Regions from separate parts of the Homo sapiens genome. Here all the other regions are linked to region 2. The links are chromatin loops, found by intact Hi-C in ENCODE. Cell type or tissue: mammary epithelial cell. All regions are shown on one strand.

Evidence for each region. Hi-C counts contacts between places; a loop is a spot of excess contacts. Peaks named below come from ENCODE experiments on the same cell type or tissue, not always from the same donor. Only the 100,000 strongest peaks of a DNase experiment are listed, where the experiment ranks them.
Region 1: it touches region 2 in a loop (27-fold over the local background); 3 of 110 quality-filtered maps call a loop at or near these places.
Region 3: it touches region 2 in a loop (2.8-fold over the local background); 13 of 110 quality-filtered maps call a loop at or near these places.

What each region holds. Positions count from the first base shown.
Region 1 is chr9:33,718,148-33,726,147 of GRCh38, forward strand. It overlaps UBE2R2-AS1 (UBE2R2 antisense RNA 1), which reads right to left. Exons shown (of 5, transcript NR_170204.1): 5 at 5,938-6,241. Among named protein-coding and RNA genes, the nearest start is that of PTENP1-AS, 45 kb to the left of the region's middle. RefSeq lists enhancers at 1,947-2,036, 3,362-3,863, 3,864-4,363. In mammary epithelial cell, CTCF peaks have their summits at 1,589, 2,116 (motif pointing left) and 4,157 (motif pointing left); a DNase peak (open chromatin) is centred at 4,104.
Region 2 is chr9:33,226,359-33,234,358 of GRCh38, forward strand. No RefSeq gene overlaps it. Among named protein-coding and RNA genes, the nearest start is that of SPINK4, 9.8 kb to the right of the region's middle. RefSeq lists enhancers at 738-907, 7,045-8,000. In mammary epithelial cell, a CTCF peak has its summit at 3,112; DNase peaks (open chromatin) are centred at 3,243, 4,583, 5,143 and 7,813; H3K27ac peaks cover 4,395 bases.
Region 3 is chr9:33,128,777-33,136,776 of GRCh38, forward strand. It overlaps B4GALT1 (beta-1,4-galactosyltransferase 1), which reads right to left. Exons shown (of 6, transcript NM_001497.4): 2 at 6,413-6,648. LOC124902141 (a long non-coding RNA gene) reads right to left here and starts at 3,473. Exons shown (of 2, transcript XR_007061455.1): 1 at 1,500-3,473; 2 at 1-213. In mammary epithelial cell, no CTCF peak of the experiment used is centred here; DNase peaks (open chromatin) are centred at 1,885 and 3,585; H3K27ac peaks cover 480 bases.

The DNA.
Region 1 (8,000 bases), 490 kb after region 2:
AAACAAACTGACCCAAGAGATGAATCGAAGTAGATTTCAGAAATTGATTGGTGTTGGCATCAGAATTCTTCTCATAGAGGGAATTTTCCTTAGAAAAAAGAAGCTTTCATAAGCTTCTGGGGGTAGTACAGAATTCCATACCTTCAGACTTTTCCATATCTGTATATTATTCCTTCTGTTATTTAGTTAATACGTTTCTTTAAACTCACTTTTTAATTTAGATTCATATGTTTATGAAGGAATCTTGCAATCATAAGCCGAAAAGAAAAATTGGCATCACTTACGGTAAATAGAAGGTAGCCAAGCATAAAAATAAATTCGATGAAACAAAAACAACGTTATTAATATAACCAGATATCATTGCCAGCTTTAAGAGGGCCAAAGCTGAAGCTTGCTTTCTCTTTCATAAAAAGAGAGTTTGGTAGGTGTTAGATGTTATGTGCTTATTCTCACCAAACAGACTGTCTTTGACTAATTCATCTTACTACTAAATAGAGTGTATTAGTGCGATTCAATGAAATTTAATGCTGTGTTCTTGCATCACCTTAAATCTCACTTTGGGTGCTATGAGTGGAATTTTTGTGTGTCTTTTCCCTCCTGCAAATTCATCTGTTAAAACCATAACTGCTAATGTGATGGTGTTAGGATGTAGGATGTTTGGGAGGTGATTAGGGAGCAAGAGCGGAGCCCTCACGAGTGGGAGTCATGCCCTCATGAAGAGATTTTGGAGGCTAGCTGAGAGAGACAGAGCTGGACATACTGGCTCGATGGAGCTCTGGGTGTTGCTCCCACAACAGCAACAGCACAGAGCGCTGAACACACACCCCACAGTTCACCATCCATGGCCAGGAGACCATTCAAAACGTGATTGCTGGTTGTCAACTCCAAGAACTAACAGGAGTGAAAACTCACACACACACCCAAGAATGCAGACTCTGCCTGGCACACAGGGAAGTCTGCCCTCGTGCCTGGGGTTCCTTCCTCTGTGGGCTTCCTATCTTCAGAGCCTTGGCTCTCCCTTCCCCTGAGGGATTACTCACCACTTCCCTAACACTGCTGGGCTGCCCTGCTTTGCTGCCATGGAGTCCAGTCATCAGGCAGATTCATTCACATCTAGGCGCCTGAGTGGTACTGGCCACCACGTAATGGAGTGGACATCAAACCGAGAAGTGGGCAACCTGGAATTGGGTGCCAGTCCTAGAGTCCCTCATCAGCCAAAAGAAAATTATCTCGCGAGTGCCTACCTTCCAGAAGTGTCACGGGGAGACCATCAGGTGTGTACCAGAAGCACTTCCTACATTGCAAAGCAGCAAAGAAAGGCAGCCTCTATAGTGGTCTGTAAAGAGTGCCTTGCAGAGAGGACACAGCCTGGCTGATGAGTTTCCAGCAGTAGAGCGTTAGGTGTGATTGAATCTTGGAGAGGAAGAGACTTGGTTCTGTTGAACCTGCTCCATGTTACTCAAAGCACACACCACACACTCTGCCAACAGGTAAAGCTTCGGATGCTACCTGCTGTGTTCTGTCCTCTCCCAGCTGAGCCAGGCCCTGGGAGCCCCCTCCAGGAGCTCCGGGCAAGCAGCCCCTCATGGTCCATGGTGGAACTGCACCCTCAGCACTGGTGAGGGTGTCGCAGGAGCCTGCGAGGAAGGTGGGGTCTCAGTGCTTTTGCACAGGGCGAGTGGAGCTGGAAATGCAGCCCCCAGTGGTTTCAGTTATTCCAGGTATGACTTTTCTCTCTCATCTTGCACCTTCGGACTCTAATTTCCTGTGAGCAATGTGCTGGGAAAACTGGCAGCGGCTCTCTGGCAACCGTGGGGGAAAGAAGCAAAGTGGGGCAGAAGCGGAAGCCAGGGGCAGGGGCTGGGTCGGTCCAGCCAGCCCGCTAGGGCTCCCATGTAGCAGAGATTCCACTGAGAGGAAGCCGGGGCTGGCCCGGCCGGGAGACTCCCTCCATGCCCCGTGTGTGGAGTGTCGGGGCACCCTATATCCTCAAGGTGGCCTTGACCTCTGGAGACAGGTGTTGGCTCCTTGAGTCACCAACAGCAGGGACCAGACTGGGAGGTGTTTTTGGGCGGGAAGGGCTGGGCCAGGCCAGGCTCCAGCAGGCCCCCTTGTGGTCAGAGGGACTGCCTGCAGGATGATGGGCTTGGGGACCAAGGCAGCCACTCCCCACATGGGAGTTGGACCCAGGCTTGAAGGACACACCGTCACATCGATGTCACTCTCTTGGGAGGCCTCCTTGTGACACAAGATGTCCTGGCCCCGGTGTTTTTCTTCACCATATTCCTCCCAACTGTAATTGTGTAGTTCCTGGGGTGCTTATCTCTCAATGTCCATCTCTGTGAAAAAAGCCGTGACCCTCCGGGATAAGGTCTGTTCGTGAGACTCACTTTGTGGAAAGGACATATGAAAGTCTCAGGACTCTACCTAAGAGCTAGGATCCAGCTCAGGTCCCAGCTCCACTGCACCAATGCCCCTCGGTCCGAGGAGAGACTGAGATCTCTGTAAACAGCAGAGATCAGTAATACAGGCTTTGCCCTGCTGAAACTTCCCTCTGAAAGGAAGCATAATGCTTTCAGCCAAGTGCCTGCCCAGAGCTCTAAATAGATAACAGTTTAGAAGGGGGGTGTGATCACCAAGGGTACAGATGGGCTTCACAGAGCCCATAACCCCCACCAAAATTGAATGCCAATGTGTATAGGTGTGTGCCTAGGTGCATTTTCCTCAGGAAAGGTCCAAAGCTTTCATAGGATTCTCAAATGGATCTAGATCACATAGAGAGAGGAGAGGGGGTTGTCAGCAGGAGCAGCCCAGGAGACACTCAGTGAGAATACGCAAGGGTCTGCACCTGTCAGACTTTGGTCTGCATAATTATATGCATAATTTGCATATAATTTGGTATGCAAGATTGCAATGCGATTAAGCTATCTTGCAGTATCTTAAAGAAACTCTGGTAAAGGGTACCCTAGATACTAGTAAAATGAATTAGCTGTGCACATATGTGGAGGAGATTGTAACTGGGGTGGAAGTAAGACTTCACTGTATACCTTTCTGTGTGAATTGATTTTTGAGCCAATGTAATGCCTATTCTAAAACAAAATATAGCACTTCATATAAAGGGCAAAATTAAAACATAATGGAAAAACTACCAAAACCCAATGAGGAAGTCATTGTTCCAATGCCCAAGTTGGGGTGGAGTGAAGCAGAGAACATTCTCCACCACTTTGCAGGTGTGGAGGAATATGGCTGGACGGAATTCGCAGAAGAGCACAGCTCCCGTGGACTCTGTCCTTCCAGAGCCTCTCAACCCTTGTCAGCCTGGGAAGGGGGCCTGAACCAGTGAACCAGAGCCTCTCAAATGTCAGCCTGAGTAATTTTTTGCCTCTAAGTATTCTTTTGTGGCTTCTTCTGAGAAGGTTCACAAATTTTCCTTTTCTTTACAGACATCTCACAAATCCTTAAGGAGGAGGCTGTGTCCCTAGAGTCCTGTAGTCGAGACATTTGAGAATTTGGGACCCAGTTGGAAGTGGTTGCGTATTTCCATTGTGTGGGAATATGTAAAAGGCCCAAGCCTCACCAAGAAGGGAAGACCAGGCTGCTCTCATCTCAAGGGCCAGTTGCTTCACACACCGGAGTGGGCCTAATGTTCAAGGAGCTTCTTTCTCCATTTCTCCCCACAGTGCTTAACGTCTCAGGCCACGGGCTGCCAGCACTCACCTGCCGAGGCCGCCCTGCGGCCTCCCTGTTCTGAGGCCCCTGCCTCTCCCTGATGAAACTTCCTCCGTGCTAACTTGGCAAGAAAAGGCAAACGCTGCTGTGCTTCCCTTTGCCCTTGAAAAGAATGAGGTTTAGGGGAGGCTCTGCACAGTCCTGTGCTGTCCGGGATAGCTGAGCAGAAGCTGTTGAAGCCGGCCTGCTGGACTGAGCTTGGTCCAGCAGCCTATCCACGTGAGAGCCCTGGCTATCTGGAGGCACAGGGAGCTGCTGGGCCTGCAGCGTCCCACCTGGAGGGAAAGAACGCACCGCCAAGGAGGCGTGGGCCCTGCAGCCCGTGCTGGGCCGCGAATCTGGTAGCCACGCTTCTCCGGCGGAACGCGGCGCCCCCTGGCGGCAGAACGCTTGTGGCCGCCGTTACACTCGTGTGGAAACAGCGCCATCTGCCGAATGCTCCATCTCATTGCTGATTGGCCCACACAGACTTTGTAAGGATTTTTCCTTCTGCTTGCTTAAATCAGGCCATATTGAGCCTATTCAAAGTGTACTTCTGAAATGAAAAAAGAAAGTGACTGTACAAGATGTTTTGCTCACTGGAAAAACGAGGATGAATGGAAAATGGGTAGCGATTATCTGAATAATATGTGCTTCCTGTCTGTAGTGAGGTGTGAACATGGTGGGGCCGCACATTGCAGAGGAAAACGCATGCATTTTGGAGTCAGGCAACTGCGATCAAATTCTTACTAGCTTTGTGAGCTAGGAAAGTTACTTAGCATTTCCAAGCCTCATTTGTCCTTATCTGTAAAGTAGAAGTACATTTACCTTGCAGCATTGTAGCAAAAGTTAAATAAAACAATGTGCATAAAATGAAAATTAAATGTGTATGAAGTAAGATAATATATATAATAGGTAGACTTTAAAGTATAACATAAAAATATCACATAGCCATTTTTTTCTAATTGTTAGAATTGTGAAATATTCCTGAAATGGATTTATCAAATGAGAAGACAGAATCTCTCTGAGGTATTTTTAAATTTTCTCTAGAATGGTTGATTCTGACCTTTCTGTAAAAGACGATCTATTTCTGGGCACAGATCCTAGAAACAGAATTCTGCCAAAGTGAGACTCCACTAACATTTATTGAATGTCTGCCGCATGCTACACACTTTCAAAGATGCTCTTTCATTATCGCCAGTAAAATCTGAAGCTTCAGGATCTATTCCTCTTCCCAGCAGAAAGTTTTGCCAGGAATATCAGAACCTCTTTTTTACAGCCTCTCAAGTACTTTCAAGATTATTCAGAAAAGCCCAAAACTTTGAACAACCCAAATGCCAATTAACAGGAGAATCAACGATACTACATCCATACAATGAAATATTACTGGGCAATGAAAAAGACAAACAACCAGATAAACATCATAGGAGGGACTCTCAAATCTGAGGCAAAAATAGTCAGGCCAAAAAATATACTGTATTTGCATGAAGTTCTAGAATATGAAAATCTAATTGATGGTGGTAGAAATCAGAATCGTTGTCCGCACAGGATAGGCGTGGGGATTGACTGCAGAGGGGCACTAGGGAACTTGTGGGGTGATGGACATGTCCTGAATGTTGATCTGGGTGCTGATTGCACAGTTATGTACAGGCAGTGGTGTGCTGAAGCCCGCTGGCACCATCAAGAGAGTGGACTGTTAATTTTTCAGGATGTCTGCAAGCCAGTCAACATCACATTGATAGCTTGGAATCCACCACGGTGGAAATATTTATACTCCAGAAATTGGCAAACACTACAAAGCAGGGCTTTTTTATCCCACCAGAGAGCCAGTTGTAAAACATGTATGAACACACCACTGTATACATTTGCCAAAGCTCATTGAATTATATATTTCAGATCTATGCATTATATTGTATGGAAATTATATTTCAAAAATGGGGGTGAATAAAAGCTCTCTGCTATCAGAGTGTGCAGAGCACAGCTGGAGGCCCATGCTGAGCAGCTGGGGAGAAAGGTTGGAATCAGTCATTTCTGGGATGGAAAAGCAAAATTTAAGAAGTCTTTCTCAGTCATAATGGATCTAAAGCAAGAAAGCAGATCAAAATACATAAGCCTCAGAATTGAGGCACAATACTGGGTCAGCATTTTGATAATGGCTGCATAGATTACAGATCATCAGCCTCACCTTAGCAAGGAGGAACTGGAGGCCCATATCAGAATCCAATGTTCATCTTCTATAATTTTATTAATTTTATTCTTTAAATCATCAGACAGGCCAGGCACAGTGGCTCACACACTTTGGAGGCTGAGACAGGTGGATCACTTGAGCCCGGAAGTTTGAGACCAGCTTAGGCAACATGGTGAAACCCTATCTCTACAAAATACAAAAAATTAGCCAGGCGTGGTGGCACATGACTGTAGTCCCAGTTATTCAGGAGGCAGAGGTGGGAGAATCACCTGAGCCCAGGAGCTCGAGGCTGCAGGGAGCCATGATCGTGCCACTGCACTCCAGCTTGGATAACAGAATGAGACCCTATCAAAAAAAAAATATATATATATATATATATATATACACACACAAAAATTTATTTTTTTGGTGTACAGTTCTATAATTTTAACATATGTATAGATTCACATAAGCACTGCCACAATCAGGATTCAAAATAGTGCCATCACACCCCCAAAAACTCCCTCATGTTTTCCCTTTATAATCACAGCCTCTCCCACTCGTAACTCCTGACAACCACAGGTCTATCCTTCATCAGTATTTTATCTTCTCAAAAATGAGAAATACAGTACGTAAACTTCTGAGACTACTTCCTTCCCCCACCCTCCAGCATCATGCCTTGGAAAGTGCTCAGTTGCTGCATGTGTAAATAGTTCATTCCTTTCTACTGCTGAGTAGTATTTCATTGTATGGATATACCACAACTTCTTTATGCATTTACCTGTTCATTCACCTGTTGAAGGACATTTGCTTGGAGCAATTATGAATAAAACATCAAATAATCATAGAATTATCAATAGAACATTTATACACAGGTTTTTATGTGAGCATTAAGTTTTCATTTCTCTAGGAAGTGGGGTTTCTGGGTTATAAGACAAATACATGTTAACTTTGTAAGAAACTGCCAAACTTTTCCAGACTGGCTATACCATTTTTTATTCCCACTCACAATGTATAAGAATGGAAATAGAGCTTTGGGAAGCCGAGGCAGGCAGATCACAAGATCAGGAGATTGAGACCATCCTGGCTAACATGATGAAACCCCGTCTCTACTAAAAACACGAAAAATTAGCCAGGCACAGTGGCGGGTGTCTATAGTCCCAACTACTCAGGAGGCTGAGGCAGGAGAATGGCATGAACCTAGGAGGTGGAGCTTGCAGTGAGCCGAGATCACACCACTGCACTCCAGCCTGGGGGACAGAGCAAGACTCAGTCTCAAAAAGAAAAAAAAAAAAAAAGAATTGCAATAGAGAGAAGAATCAAATAGATGCAATAAAAAATGATATAGGGGATATCACCACTGATCCCACAGAAACACAAACTACCATCAGAGAATACTATAAACATTTCTATGCAAATAAACTCAGAAATCTAGAAGAAATGGATAAATTCCTGGACACATACACCCTCCCAAGTCTAAACCAGGAAGAAGTCAAATCCCTGAATAAACCAATAACAAGTTCTGAAATTGAGGCAGTAATTAATAGTCTACCAACCAAAAAAAGGCCAGGACCACACAGATTCACAGCTAAATTCTACCAGAGGTACAAAGAGGAGCTGGTACCATTCTTTCTGAAACTCTTCCAAACAACAGAAAAAGAGAGAATCCTCCCTAACTCATTGTATGAGGCCAGCATCATCCCAATGCCAAAACCTGGCAGAGACACAACAAAAAAAGAAAATTTCAGGCCAACATCCCTGATGAACATCCATGAGAAAATCCTCAGTAAAATACTGGCAAACTGAAACCAGCAGCATCAAAAACCTTATCACCATGATCAAGTCAGCTTCATCCCTGGGATGCAAGGCTGGTTCAACATATGCAAATCAATAAAGGTAATCCATCACATAAACAGAACCAATGACAAAACCACATGATTATCTCAATAGATGCAGAAAAGGCCTTCGACAAAATTCAACACCCTTCATGCTAAAAACTCTCAATAAACTAGGTTATCGATGGAACGTATCTCAAAATAATAAGAGCTATTTATGACAAACCCACAGCCAATATTATACTGAATGGGCAAAAACTGGAAGCATTCCCTTGAAAACCAGCACAAGA
Region 2 (8,000 bases):
GCATGGATAGATGTGTAATTTTTTTAATTGCGAAAAACAATTCTCCAAATAAGTTGTATCATTTTACACATCCACCAACAATGTATTTGTATCAGCAATAAAAAGATGAACAACCCAGCTTATCTAAATAGGCAAAAAGTCGTGAATCAACATTCGGAGATATATAAGTAGCTATATAGTACAGGAAAAAGTGCCCACCATTATTAGTTTTCAGGAAAATGCAAGCTAAAACCACAATGAGATATCACTTTACACTCACTAGAATGTTAAAATGTTGAGAATGTGGAGAAATTGGAGGCAATTGGAAATCACACACACACACACACACACACACACACACACACACACCCCAGCTCTCTCAGGTCACCAGCTCAATTCCTTCACAAAAGAAGGATTCAGCTTGTGACTTGCACATTTCTGCATAGGCTACTGTTGGTCAAGCCTGGAAAGTTAAAAAGGCGGAAAGACAAATCTGCTGCTGTGCATTGGTGGCGTGGAGCCACAGGAGTGCCAGAGGCGTATACTGGGGCAGGCTCTTATACCTGTTTTTTACTGCAGTTCTTCATTCAGTAGGGAAAGCTTTCATAGGGGTCTATTAGTAGAGGTTGGCCCTGACCCTTCTAAGGAGAATAAGAGTGTCCTGAAGTCAAAATGAATGAAAGCCAGGTGAAGAGATGGGCAGGTTTCCATGGGCCCCGCATTGCCTGGAGCTGCCCAGAACATGGGGCTGGCTGTAGCTTCACCACCCAACTTCTCTCTTCCCTCTTCCTCTTTCTGTTTCTCCTCACCTCTCTCTTCCTCCTTTTCATAACGGCATCATGTATTAAGTTTTGTTATGAGCCAGGCGTTTAATTTTTTTTTTTTTGGAGACAGAGTCTTACTCTGTCACCGAGGCTAGAGCGCGGTGACGCAATCTCAGCTCACTGCAACCTCCCCTTCCGGAGTTCAAGCGATTCTCCTGCCTCAGCCTCCTGAGTAGCTGGGATTACAGGCACCCGCCACCATGCCAGGCTAATGTTTTTTTGTATTTTTAGTAGAGACGAGGTTTCACCATGTTGGCTAGGCTGGTTTCGAACTCCTGACCTCAAGTGATATGCCCGCCTTGGCCTCCCAAAGTGCTAAGATTACAGGTGTGAGCCACCGCACCCAGCCCTAATATATACTTTTTAATACAACACTTCAAGGTAGGCGTTATTATTGTTGTTGTTGTCATTTTTGAGACAGGGTCTCACTCTGTAGGCCAGGCAGAAGTGCAGTGGTGCTAACTGCAGCCTCCACCTCCAGGCTCAATCGATCCTCCCACCTCAGCCACCCAAATACCTGGGACTAGAGGCGTGTGCTACCATGCCTGGCTAATTTTACAATTTTTTGTCAAGACGAGATCTCGCTATATTGCCCAGGCTGATCACAAACTCCTGGGATCGAGCAATCCTCTCACTTCAGCCTCCCAAAAATGCTGGGATTATAGGCATGAGCCACGGCACCCTCACCCCATGAGGGAATGTGGGCTCTCCGGTTAAGGAATTTGCTTGAGGTCACAGAACTTGTGGATTCACACCCCATGGCTGCAGTCACAAATTACCACAAACGCAGAGGCTTCAAACAACATCAATGCATTCTGTTCCACTCGGGGGTCAGAGTCAGAAATGGGGCACAGGCTTGCTCTCCCTCTGGGGGCCCTACGGGAGAAAACGTCCCTTGCCCTTGCCAGCTTCTTAAGGCTGCCTCTAACCCTGGGATCCAGGCCTGCATCACCCCCCACTCTGCTTTCATCATCACAGCTCCTTCTTTGACTCTCCCTCCTCCCTCTTATGAGAACTTTATGGCCCAAGCTCACCCAGGTAACCCAGGATAACCTCCCCATTTCAGGATCCTTCCTTTGATCACAGATGCAGAATCCCTTTTGTCATGTGAGGTAACATATTCACAGGTTTGGGGGATAAGGAGGTAGGTATTTGGGGGGATGGGAGCATCGGTCTGCCTATCACAGTGAGTGAGTGGCCAAATGAGGGTTCAAACCCGGTTCTGTCGTATTCCTGAATCTGGGATCTTTCTCCAAACCACACTGCCCCTTCCTTCAGTCCTTCCTGTCCTTGGAGCTGTCCTGGGTTCCCAGCAAGCACAGATTCTCAGAAAGGGACAGCAGAAGACCCTAAGGCTGGACATATCAGGATATCACATATCCTGGTGAGAGTCCAAAGACTTCTTTTCAAATCTGGGAGGGAAGAGGAGAGACGGCAGGAGACTCCATGCCCATACCCCATTCACCATAAAGGGAGGGGGAGGTTGGCCTTGAGGGCCAGACAGGAGAGGTTCTGCAAAGGGAGCAGTGTACCCTCTGAACAATGCCGAGGACAGCACAGGTACTATGTGAATGTTGGTGAGGAGGGTGCAGGTTGCTGGGGTCGGTGGTGGGATGAGTAGCAGTATTTTGGACCCCGTGTCTAAATTCAGCCTGGTCATAGATACTGCCAGTGGCTGTGTCTGGGAAGATGCCAAGCTGGGGTCACATGGGTCCTGCCTGCTGAACCTATAAGTGCCGTGGGGCATGTGTGGCAGCTCCTCCCACCTTCTGCCTGGACCCCCTGGAATGACTGCCTTTTGGAGAGGGTCTATATTCAGGGACCTCTAGACCTTAGCTGGGCCCAGATGCAAGGAGGTTCCACCTGTGGTCCACACTCGACTATTTTGGCAACTTCCTGCCAAGGCTGGACCACAGAATTTTCCACGAAACTCACTTCAAATTGTGCGGCTCTTTCAGCTCCTGCTATTTCAGTTACTGGGCCAGGATGGGCTTCTGGGTGTATGTATTTAAAACCAGAATCTATGGTGGGCAGAGGAATCTGGTAAGAGTCTGAGATTTAAAATCAGATATTGTTTTGAATGCCGGCTCTGCCACTTACAATGCTGGAAACTTCGAACTTGTCATTTAATCTTTCTGAGCCTTAATTTTCTCGTCTGTAAAATAGATAGAATTATAAGGCCAGGTTAAGAGGCTAAGAGGGGGAACTCCTTGTGCGGATCTAAGGACCCCTCCTCGAGGCTGGGAAGAAAGAGGTGGGCAGGAGACCCTGGGCAGGGGACCATGCCCAGATCACACCCACCACAGGGAGAGGGCAGCAGAGATCTTCGGGCAGCTTGAGGGTCAGGTGGAGACAATCACCAGGGAGGGGCAGACAAGCCCTGAGGCCTCACCTGTCAACGCACTGACTCACCTCAAATATTTACTGGGCGCCTTTGAGCATGAGAACTAGACCTCTCCCTTGCCTGCCTTGGACCAGTGCCCATGGGCATGTTGAAAGCACCTGCCTGGAAGAGAGTCTGCCTTAAGAGGGTGGGTACCAACCAGGGCCACCTTGGATATGGAAAAGAAACATCATGAAAAGGAAAGAATTTCCAGGGCTCCTGGAACCGACTGAAGACTTTAGCCTTTTGGGCTCTGAGGCTGTGCCATTTGCCAGGCTCCAAAATCGCTAATCATTTTATCCTGTTCCTTTGGCAACAATAGGGTACATGTGACCTCAGCCCGGCCCATCACAGATGCCCAATTTCCAGGCCACATTGATTGGTTCAAGAGATGAGCACATGACTTACCCAACCCAATCAGAGTCTCCTCTTGGGTTTTTATACACTGAAGGAGGCTGTGGGGAGAGGAGAAAAGTCCCTTCTGTTCCTTTAGTTCACAAAGTTGGGAAAAGCGGTCTGCAGCCATACCTCCCCATCCCTAATAGCAAACAGTAAGCCTGTCTATAAGTGGGAGAGCATGATGACAGCCCCCCCAAAGAAAAGTATGAGAGTGGGAGATTGTGAACAAAACTCTGGTTCTCCCCAGCACACCCCAGGATCCTTTGGGCAGGTTGCATGGCCTCTGAACTTTGCTGCTGGATACCTTACCTGCCCCCACTCCAGTTAAGTGCACACTACAGGGCCCATGGAATCTAAGGGGAATGGCACCCCCTGGAGATGAACAGAACACATTCCACACAACCACATGAAGTAGCCCTGATTACAGGTGAGCAACTGAGGCTCAGAGGTGCAATGACACACCCAAGGTCACACAGACAAGGTGTCCAGACTCCAGAGCCCAGGTTCTGATGGCATGGCTGCCTCCTGGCCCACCCCTGGCACAGCCCAGAAGGGAGGCAGCACTCAGGACTCCAACATGAGTCTGGGAGCTGTTACTCTGGACAACGGCACCCCTGTGTCCAGGAGCCATCAGGAGGCCCTTGTTGGGCCAGCTTTATGAAGCCCTGGGCTCTTGTGAGCGAATTCATCGTACAAGTGAAAGATCAGCATGTGGCCATGGTGAAACCCTGTCTCTACTTAAAATACAAAAATTAGCTGGGTGTGGTGGTGCGCGTCTATAATCCCAGCTACTCGGGAGGCTGAGGTGGGAGAATCCCTTGAACCCGGGAGGCGGAGGTTGCAGTGAGCTGAGATCGTGCCACTGCACTCCAGCCTGTGCAACAGAGCAAAACTCTGTCTCAAAACAAAACAAAACAAAGTAAGCATGTGGGGAAGGTTTAGTAACATCTGTGGCTTTTGTCTGACCAGCAACATTCCTCCTTTCGGTAATAGAATCCCAGGTTTTCTTTGGAGACCTACTTACCTTCATTGGATACAAATAAGGGACTGTCCATAAAAATGCCTTCCCTTCCCTGGTCAGAAAGTAGACATGGGCTGGGCACAGTGCTCACATCTATAATGCCAGCACTTTGGGAGGATCACTTGAGCCCAGGAGCTCGAGAACAGCCTGGGCGACATAAGAAGACCCTGTCTCTACAAAATAAAAATAAAAAATTAGCTGGGCATGGTGATGCATACCTGTGGTTCCAGCTACTTGGGAGGCTGAGGAGAGAAGATCGCTTAAGCCAGGAAGGTCAAGGCTGCAGTGAGCCGTGATCTCACCACTGCACTCCAGCCTGGGCAACAGAGCAAGACCTTGTCTCTAAAACAAAAACCAAAAAAACGGAATGTGGACACATAACTCTAGGTTTTTTGAGCCCAGTTCTTTTGGGGCATAGTTTTTTCAGCTTGTCACCTAGTTTTTTGTGCAGCTGTGGTAGCAGGCACTGTCAGTGTCCCACCCACACTGTTTACCACTCCCCATTCTTGTGCATACCTGCGGCCTCCCTGTGCAACCCTTGCAATCCTTTGCCCGGAGGCTTTCTCTAGGAGCCCAGAGACATGAAAGGAGCTAGCCGATAGTGCCAGGGAGTTAATGGTCTCTCTTCCAGCAGCCCTCAATCAGCGACTGTTGGGAGTTGCTGGATATATACCCCAATTCCTTCACCTCTCAGTGGGGATAACTCTGCCATGTGTGCCACACAGTGTCCCAGCCATCCCTGGTTGGATTGAGGCCCAGTTTCCCCAGTGGTAACCTCAGCGATGCATACATTATTAGTTCCCTTCCCTGCCTTCCTTATTCCCACTCTCCTGCAGGTGTTTCGTGGGATTGCCTCCCAGAAAATGATTTGGAATCTAATGTGCTTTTCTCATGGTCTGCCCCTGAGTCCAACCTAAGACAATACCACATCCTTCTGGAAAATTATTATTCTGCTGAGGTTTGCCAAAATCTACTTCTGTTGCTTGCAACCCAAGGACCCTATCAAAATTCATAGTGGTCTGGAGTTGTGACATGTTGCACCAGGCTGTGATAATCTGATTTTTCTGAAGGCCATCAGAGCTCTGGAACGGAAGGGGGTATCAAGAGACTTTGTTCTAAGCTCTTTTGTATGTATGCTCAGAGGACTTGAGCCACTGGTTATGTCCATGAATGGAAATGTTTGGATGGCACAAGGTCCCAGAACACCAGGTCTCTTGAGCAGCCCCACTCCTCGATGGGTCTGTATGATAATCCCTTATGGTTGGAGGTGATCAAGCCAAGAGTCCATGCACCAGGAGAGAAGATAGGCACTGAAACTGTTTCCTGTGAGTTCAGCAGATGGTCTTGGGGTAGCTTATGGAGACAAAGCACCACACTCAGGTCTTAGAGGAGATACTAAGTTCTTAGGTCCCCAGCCAGGTTGGCTAAGAGCTAGTAGAAAATGTGGTCCTTGAAATAGAGTGCCACCTCTGTTCCCACCTATATGGACACAGCATAGGATGTCACTGGCTGGACCCAGTGGACCCACTAGAGTCCAGCTTGTCCTCAGAGCTTCCTCAAGCCCTCAGTCCAGCAGACCAAGCATCTGAAGCTGGCATCCTTACTGTCCTGAGACTTCATCCAGTGCAGGATGGATTCAAATAGTCAACACACACATGCCAGGCCCTGGGCAGAGCACTGGGGATATGAAGTGACTTAAATGTCCCCCTGTTCCTCTCTTTAAGGAAATATGAGAGATAGTCACATAGGCAAGATAAGGTCATGAAACATTACAGCTGCTGCTGGGATAGATGTCTGTGCAAACATGGTCCCCAAACTGGAGTGGGCTGAGGGTCTGAGAGGAGAGCCCAAGGGGAGGTAATAGAGGGGCACGCCAATCAGGAAGAACAGCATAAGAAAAGGCTTGGAGGCGTAAAAGCCTGCAGGTGGTTCTATCGGATGGGGTGAAGGCTCAAGTGGCCAGAGGTGAAGTTAGAGAGGCCAACAGAGGACCAGTCGTGGCGGAACTTTTATGTCATACAAACCAAGGAGCTTGGTTTTCATGCTTGAGTCATTGTGATTGAGTAACTTTAGTTGAATTGACTATCTGTAATTGAATAATATTAGGCAGAGGGATGATGTGGTCATTTTTGCATTCAGAAAGATGGCTCTGGAAGCAGAATGGATTGGAGGAGGTGAGACTGGAGGCAGGGAAACAGCATGAGTAATGAAGGTGAGAGATCGCAGAGGCTGAACTAGGGGAAATATAGAGGAGGTGATGGATATGAGAGGTGGTGAGGAGGTGAAATCAGTAAGACCTGGTTCCTGGAATGTAGAGGTGAAGGAGAAGCTCAGGATGGTCCCCAGATTAGCCTAAGGCAGTGGGGTGATGGTGGTGCTGTCCACCCAGGTGGGGGAACTGGGAGGTAGGGCAGCTCTGGGTGGACAGAAGATGGAAAGTTGACTTTTGGACATATTGAGAAGGGGGTCCATAGGATAATGGGGTGGAAGGAATATCTCTATTTCTATCACAGCTCTCACCACAGCATTTTATAGATTCCTGCTCAAGAGTCCATTCCACCTCTCCACCACTGGTGAACTGCAAGCTCCTTGAGTCCAAGTCTCACTCATCTCTGGAGTCCCAGGGACTGGCATAGTGATTGGTGCCCCACAACAGGTGCTCAATAAGTGTCCATTGAATGGTAGAGTGGATGCCCCCATGGAGGGATGACTTCAGCTCATTTCATCACTGAGCATTCCTTGGAGTCAAATCCCAAAAAAGTAGATGAAACCTCTCCTTAAAGTAGTGTCCTCCCATTGCCTGCCCCCTACAGCTCTGGACCAAGTGGAATGGGCAGGTGGGCTCTAGACCTGGGACATAGAGTTGGGTGGCTGAGGGGCCCAGGACAGGCTGTGGAGCTGGCTCAGTCCAGACCAGGTCTCCCTGGAGGGGATGCCCACACCTGGGTAGCTCACACAGGTTTCCAGGCAGGTGGGGGCACTTTGGGCTGGAGGAAGGGTGGAGCAGGATGTGAGCTGGAGGCCAGGGAAGGTGGTCCCAGGGCAAACTGGCCATGCTGGCCATGCCATCTGGCAGACCCAAGCTCTGCTGGAGCTCAGCTCCCCCACCTTAAGCTAAACAAGGCCTCTGTCCCCACCACCCATCAGCAGAACCCATGACTCAGACCTGATGGATCCAGCATTGCCGTCATCAAGGAGTGGCTGTTTACCTCAAGGAGCTGGGCACCAGGCCAATCTAAGCAGATGGCATGAAGGCTGCTGGGTGAGGCTGGGGAGTGTTGGCCCAGCCAAGGCACAGGACCCAGGTTTTCACTCTGACCTGGGGCAGAAGATGCAGGAATTGCCCAGCTTTCCTGCCTGAGCCCTGTTTTAGGTCATCTGTGTCCTGATTGTA
Region 3 (8,000 bases), 98 kb before region 2:
GGCCATAAGCCCAGGCAGCTGTCCTCACTAATGGGATAGACCCAGGAGTCTGCTTCTCCCCAGTTGATCTTGACCTTGTGTAGGAACCAGCTGCTTGGACCAGTGACAGAGACAACTGCTGAGGTAGGGTGACAGATACTCTTGCTCACTGAGGGTACAAAGGACTGTCTCCAAATCCATCCTCAACCAGCCTGGAACTATCACCCCATCATCCTAAAACAGTGCACAGAAGAAAAGGAAACAGTAGAAAACTTCAAAGCCAGACAGAGTCCTCAGGGCAGCCCTCCCTCCATTTCTCCACAGCCTTTCAGGCAGGCTCCAGCTCTGCTTCCTGGCCATCGTGTGCTTACCTGTGGAGCCTTCCCTCTGCAGGAACAATCAGAAGACCATTTGCCTTACTCTGGGGGATGGGGGGAGGTGGGAGGTTCAAAATTCAAAGTGAGACCATAAAGGTGCTGAGTCCAAAGGACCCTAAAGGAGTTTTGTGACCATTAACAATCACAAGGCTAAGGTATTAATAGGTTTTCTGCATTTTTCCTGATAAGGGAGGTCACCCCAAGGACTGTCACAGGCAGCCTGTGCTCTGGTCAGCATTGAGCTGGAAGCTTCGGGGAGAGGCCCAAGGGAGGGATCCTGCAAGTTCCCAAGGGTCAGGACCTGGCCCCACTGGGAACGGAGGCTTCACTTCCAAGAGGCACAGATTTAGGCAGAAGACCAGGAGTAGGGAGTCCTGAGACTAGGGATAAACAAAGGGGCAGGAATCCTGGAGAGAAGCCCCGTGCTCCACTCACTGACTGCGTCTGTACTGACTATGTACCAGCTGTGTGGTCAGAGAGAAAGAAGGGAGGCAGACATGAGGGACTCAGAGTCCGGGGGCTGGGGTGAGGCTGGAACTCAGATAATCATCCCTTTCCAGAAAGTTCTGAGCAGCCTGGGAGCAGCAGGGAAGGAGAAGTCAGCTCTATTCCAGGGGCTCCACAGAACTAATGAGGTTGGGGAGGGAAGCTTAAAAGATAGCCAGAGACACACTAGGAACACAGGGGACAGCATAAGCAAAGGCACACAGAGGGGAGAACAGAGGTGTCTGGGTGGAGATGGGGAGTCCAGTGAAGTGGAGAGGAGGAGGAAGTGGCTGGAGGTAGGTCAGGGTCTCGGATGCTAAGCTTGGGCCTTCCGACCATTTAGACCGTTGCCTGTAGGCAGTCGTGAAATGCTAACAGGTTTAAAAGAGGAAGTAACATGGTCAGAACCAGAAAAATCCTGGGCAGCTGAGGGAGAGGAACAGAGGTGCCAGAAGATATGCAATCGGAATTGGAGAGACCAGTTCTGTGTACTGGCTGTGGGGCAAAGGGCTGCCATGGTTGTGACAAACCCACCTGGCCAGCTGTGCCTGCATTCCTTACTCATTTTGTAATTTTTATGATGGGCAATCCCACAAACATTCTGCATTCCTTAATTTAGGGCTAGTGCTACCAGGTGGTGACCTGCCCTCCCTTCACCTTGAGTGAAGTCTCGTTTCCGGGTTTGAGTATTAGGAAATGCAGCATGCATCCCTGTTTGCTATGATGTCTTCTCCTTCTGTTGCTTCTTTTCTTGCTGCCGTTGAAGTTGGAATGCTATATCTTGAAATCCACGTCTCAGAGTACAAGGAGTCAAATAGTATTCTCCCATGCTGGTGAGCTAAGGTCAGGGGTGGGAGGAGAGACCTTAAGGAAAAAGAGCAACTCTTGTTCTTCTATATCTCAACCAGGAAAGCCTCTCCCGGCTCATTCCTTCAATATCCTTATTTTAAGATATAAGTTAGTACAATAATTACAGAGGCATAAGCCAAATGGGAGTGGTTAACAGCTTACTATAGACAGAGTATGAGTCATAACAACTTGTGAAAGTTCACTCCTGTGTGTAAAGCTTGATACGTGGCCCTATTTTGAAGAGGCTTATAGGCCCGGGATGGCCTCTGAGATTCTGCCACCTGGCTCACTCCACTATCCATTACCCTCTGACTCCAAGGAGTTCAAACCAATAGGAGGAAGGGTCCTGATGCGGGCCCTGAGTGGGGGTGCAGCAGGAGGCGGTGGGAGCCATGAAGAATTCACCACCACAGAAGCAGGCAGAGGAAGCAGGCAGAGGAAACAGGCAGGATGAATGGAGAGTGGAGAGGCAGGAGTGGACCCTCCTAGTAACGGCTGGTATTTACTGAAGGTTTACCATGAGAAGGATGCCTCATAACCCTCCCCACCAAGGAGGAAACTGAGGCCTGCAGAGCTTAAGTAACCTGCCTGAGGTCACTGACTGTAAAGTGGCAGTGCCAGGACTGAACCCAGGCAGTCTGAGCACACAGCACACTCTCAGCCCTGGATACCAGACTGTGAGCAACACTGGGGGCACCCTGGCCATGAGGAGTGTCACTGATGCCCTGAGAAGGCACTAAACCTGGAGTCAGACGCTGGGGTTTGAGCCGCAGCCCTACTGTTGTCTATGTGACTTTCGGAGCCTGTCCCTCTCTGAGCCTGTTTCCTCACCTGTGACATGGAGCAGAAGTTTCTACATTGTCTGGCCTCAGGGGTCTAGGCAAATCCTAGCAGTGACTGAATGGGAAGCCAAGGAAGTGGAAATGGGACATGGCCCCTACTTCAAGTAGAATGAAACCCTTGTGACCTGCTGTAAGCGGAAGGTTGTGTAGCATTTCAATGGGGCAGAAAGAAATCTGATACTGAAAAGCCTGTTTGGGAACCCTTGGACTAAATGTCTCAGAAGCCACTCCATTTTGAGCATTACTTCTGTCTAATCTTAAATGGTATGTGTGTGTGTGTACATGTGTGTGCATGTGTATGTGTGTGTGGGAATGAAAAGTCAAAATGACAGCAGGGTGTCTGGGCCAGGGATAAGCTGAGAGGCTATAAAGAGGGCTAACAGCCCATAAGGTTTATTTGCTCAACAAACAGTGCAGAAAGGTCAAAACCAGGTGCTACAAAATCCCTTTCTTCTTCTAGAATATAACCATAAAACAGATAACACAGGCAGTTCCTAATTTGTAGACAGGATGTGCTCCAAATGTTTCTCCTTCCACCTCTTTTTTTTCAGGGTTCAGGTTTCCCATTACCATTTTATTATTTATTAGGTAATATTCTTTACTGGAAAGGTATGGCAGAGTTTAAGCATTTCTCAACTTAGTTATCTGGACTCTGACCATATTTTCCCAAAATGATCAATTAGGGTGAGATTGGAGCAGATGATAAGAGAGTAGCTGGGGAAGTGGGAGAAAAAGCAGAAAAGATTCTCCTAAGGTGGAAAGTTAACCCTTGGAGAAGGAAAGGATGAAGAGAAAAAAAAGTATGAGGAAAAGCAAAGAAAAAAAAAAGATGATATTGACAAGATAAGAAAAAAGGAGGTATATATGTTTGAAAAACCAAAACTAAAATATTCCTGATGCTAAGTTGTGAAGTGGGAAGAGGAGGGAGGGAGGGAGGACGGGCAGTTCCTAGTGTTCCAGGGAAAGCAGGGAGGCAGCTGGGAGGAGATGCTAACTTAGGCCCGCTTTCCCCAAAGTGTGACTCACAAAACACTCATCACTTGAGACGGTTCTTGGAAAAGTTGTCTCGTCAGGCAAGCTCAGGAAACACTTCTGGGGTTACAGTGTACACCGGGGTACCAAAGGCTCTGCGGGAATGAGACCTGCTTTACATGGTTCAACCCAACATTCCTCAAGCGTATTTCGCTCCATTTGGGGAAGCACACTTTTGGAGAAGCACTCTCTTAGGTGGTGCCCAGTGTTAGCCAGCACAGCTGTGCCACCGGTCTGAGCTGGCTTGGTTAGTTGTTCCATCTACTCGGATTGAGGTGGGCAGGAGCATGTAGCTGGCAGAGGACATTCAGAAATCTACTGTGTTGAGCCTGGGGAGTATGTAAATTGTATCATAGGAATTTAAGCTGATGGCTAGATTTTACTGGTCCAATATTTGACTTCAAAACAGGGAAGTCTCACATTCACCTAAACTGCAACATATCTAGACGTAGCATCCCACCCTCCAGTCTTCCTTGAAAACAGCCACCTCAGTTCAAAAATTCAGCATCATCGCTAACTCTTTTATCCTCTTTACCCAAGTATATATTTTATTTATTTATTTATTTATTTTATTTTTTTGAGACAGAGTCTCACTCTGTTGCCCAGGCTGGAGTGCAGTGGCATGATCTCGGCTCACTGCAACCTCTGCCTCCTGGGTTCAAGAGATTCTCCTGCCTCAGCCTCCCGAGTAGCTGGGATTACAGCCGCCCACCACTATGTCCAGCTAATTTTTGTATTTTTAGTAGAGACGGGGTTTCGCCATGTTGGCCAGGCTGGTCTTGAACTCCTGACTTCAAGTGATCCGCCTGCCTTGGCCTCCCAAAGTGCTGGGATTACAGGCATGAGCCACTGCGCCTAGGCCCAAATATATATTTTAACCTACCTATATGGCACCCAGACCACAGCTGTCTGTCTTCTACTCAGGCAGATTTGTGGGATGCTATCAGATGCCCTGCTGAATAAGATATGACAGCATTGTATCCACAGTACATCCCTCATCTACTGGCATAGCAACTGTCAAGAGAGAAACGAGATGCAGCTGGCACGGCTTATTAGTCATCCCTGCTGGCTCCTGGTGATGGTGGCCGCCTCTTCCAGGTGCTCGCTGCCACTGCTTTAATAACAGGCTCCTGAATCTTGCCGTCATTGGTATGTGCTAACTGGCATCAGACAAATGTTTCTCAATCACAGAGCTTTTCTTAAATGAATATGTGTTGGGTTAAAGTGACCCGCATTTTGCAGGACATTTACCTGTTCTCTCTTGCATTCTCCAATATTCTTCCAAGGTGACCCACAACTGCGTGGCTGTCTTGCTTGCAGGTGTTCATAGGGCCCTGGTCTGTACCTCACTTGGCCGAAGAATTCAAACAGCCTCAAGGGGTTTGCCCACCACCTGCTCTCCTGCTTCAGTTTCCTTGTAACAGGGCTTGTTCTGCTCTCTCCTGCCTCACAGGCTTAACTCTGACACCTGGTCCCAGAGCTTCTGGTGCTTTCCTACCCCAGTGGGCATCTCAATTTCCAGGAACATGCAAGGCTCCTTTCTGCCTTAAGGTCCCTGCTCACTGGCCCCAGCTGAGAAGCCCATCTCCCTGCAGACTTTAGAACCTAGTTTATATCCTGGTTCTTCCAAGCCATTGCTCTCTCTCCTTCCTCTGAGCTTCCAAAGCATTTGGCAGCCACCATCCAATCACAGGATATTTGGGTCTGTTAACAAATTGTTCCCTGGGAAGGTCCCACTTGCCAGAAGTGGGTTGGAGGCTTCGGGACAGGGCAGGACTGAGACCTTACACTTCTTCAGAATCTCCCTGCAGCAAGTGATGCAGCACAATGCCACAGCAGTCCTCGAGTGCTTCCCCTGGGGTCATAGGGAAGGTGCACAGAGTTCCTTGACCTTGATGGAAGCCGTAAACTGCCAACAATCCTCCTACCTAAAGCAGAGTTTATCTCGAAATGAAATGGACATTGGGCCTTGTAGAAATGGGCGTACTCAGACTCTTCAAATGAATTTCAATGAAACTGGGTGCTTAGATAAGTTAGATGTGTCATTGCACCTAGGAGGTTATAGTCTAAAAACATGAATTTAAGTGTTAGGGGTAATCTTGAAATATCAAAGTTATACTCTTGGGAAAATAATGCTCCTCAAATAAACTGAAAAATTTATTTCAATAAAGATGCCTCTTAGATCAATCTGATTCTCCATGCCATGGTGATGAAAGTTGACCTATCCTTAGCATTACTTTCCTAAGCAGGGCTAAAGCCCAACACATATGGATCAGACGAGCAGTGAGAAACTTTTTCTCAGACTCGGCCCAGTCCACATAACTCTCAGATGGCCCACGAATCAGACTTCTCCAGATATTTCACCAGGGGCTGGCATGTAGGCATGTGACCTGAACTAAGGGCACTGTCTCCAGGTGCCCCAGGAGACACGCTCTGACTGACTGGATAAACTTTGAAGTTACCTAAAAGTCTGACATCTAAATGGTGGTTTTATTTTTAAAAGGAAAATACACAGCTACACAAAGCCAGGGAATAATCAGTGTGTACTTTGGAATAATTAGGGTTGTCTTTTTTCCCAATCTTGCTGGAAGGCTACTTCCAGAAAACAAAAACAGAACAACGAAAACACTCCAGCATTTCCCTTGGCTATAGAGTTGACAGCAATAGGCAAGCACACTGTTTGGCGTTTACCTCATCTGCACTGGTGGTGGCTGGGGGGCTGGTTCCTCGCTGTAAGTGCCAGGTGTCTGTGAAATCACTCCCCTTCCCCTGCCCTCATTACACACACATCTGATACACATCTGCATGCACACACACCCTCTCTCATTCCACCTTCCCAGGCCTCACCTGGTTGATAACATAGATGCCATAGTCCAGCTGCTGGCGCTGCAGGACTGGGTGCAAATAATATAGCCAGTACTTGAGGTGCTCCTGCCGGTTGCGGAATGGAATGATGATGGCCACCTTGTGAGGAGAGACGCAGTCCCTGGGGGCATAGCGGCCGCCCATCTTCACATTTGGGTTCTGCTTTGCCACGAGCTCCAGGTCCACAGGCATGTTAAACTCAATCAGCATGGGGCCCACTAGAGAGGTGGAGGGAGGGAGAAGTTAGCAGGCCACAGGACTCGCCACCGCTCCACAGGCTGCATCAGATGGCCAGGCTGCAGCTGCAGCTGCAGAGGAAATGTCTCCTCCTGGGAGGCAACGTGGCCACGGAGAGGGCCCTCCTGCCCAGCATCAGGCACCACATCCAGCATTAGGGTGACCAACCATCCCCAGAAACCCCCTTCAGTGTGGGGCAAACCTAGATGGTTGGTCACTCTGTGAAGCACTCGCCTGCCCAGGACCCTCCCCGCTCTGACTCCACTGTAAAATGGAAGTAATTTCTACCCAGACTTCCTGACAGGCTGTTGTAGAAATCAGTGATCACGGATGAGAAGGCAATTTCTCAAAACCCCTGAGGTTGAGACTTAGCTCTGTGACCTCCCAGCTGCGTGGCCTTGGACAAATGGCTGACATCATCTCTCTGATTCTAGCCTAACTGGGGAAGTGTGTGTGTGTGTGTGTGTATGTGTGTGTGTGTGTGTGTGTGTGTATGCATGCATGTTGGGGACGTCAGTGTGGAGGGAGTTAGCTTCGAAGTGGAAGGTAGCAGGAGTGGCATGAGTGCCCATGTCCCAGGAAGGGACTCGATGGAAGGTGAACCAAGGTCTGGGAGAGATGGAGGCAAAGAAACCCCAAAGGAGACCGAGGGAAAATAAAAGAAATAGCTGGAAACACAGAAGAATGTTTAGTAACAGAGGGGATAAAGTAACAAAGAGGAAGAAGAAGTAACAAAGAGGGAGGGATGACTCCCAAGTTTCTGGCCTAGAAGAACATGGATGCAGATGAGATAAGTAAGTTAGTAAGAGAGTGCTTGCCTCAGAAGAAAAATGGATGAGGTGCAGATTGTGGATTGTGAGGTAACGGCAGGTGGGAAGAGGGATGAGGAAAACGTCACATACCGGGTATGTGGTACACGTGGTGCAGTCCAGGCAACACAGGGAATCAAGGCTCTGCTGAGAGTCAAGAGCCAAGGCTTGAACCCAGGCTCCCCATACTCTCTGCAGACCAGACCGCCTCAAAATGGGTTCCAGAAAACATCAGACCCAGCAAGATGCTTAATGGAAAAACATGTCTCGTGGTCAAATAAGAACGGGAATGCTGCGTATTAAATCCTGCTTCTGCAAAGTCACGACACACACCAAAGGCTCTGAGAAGTTGTGCAGTCGAAAAACCCCCTTCGTTATATTTAACCCACCATTTCCCAAGCTTATTTGGCTACAGAACCATTTTTCCAGGGAACACACTTTGGGAACTGTTACTCTAGTGTAACCAGCTTCACCTGTGAAGCAAATGAGCCACAAGAACAAAGGAAGGAACCTAGAGAACAGGT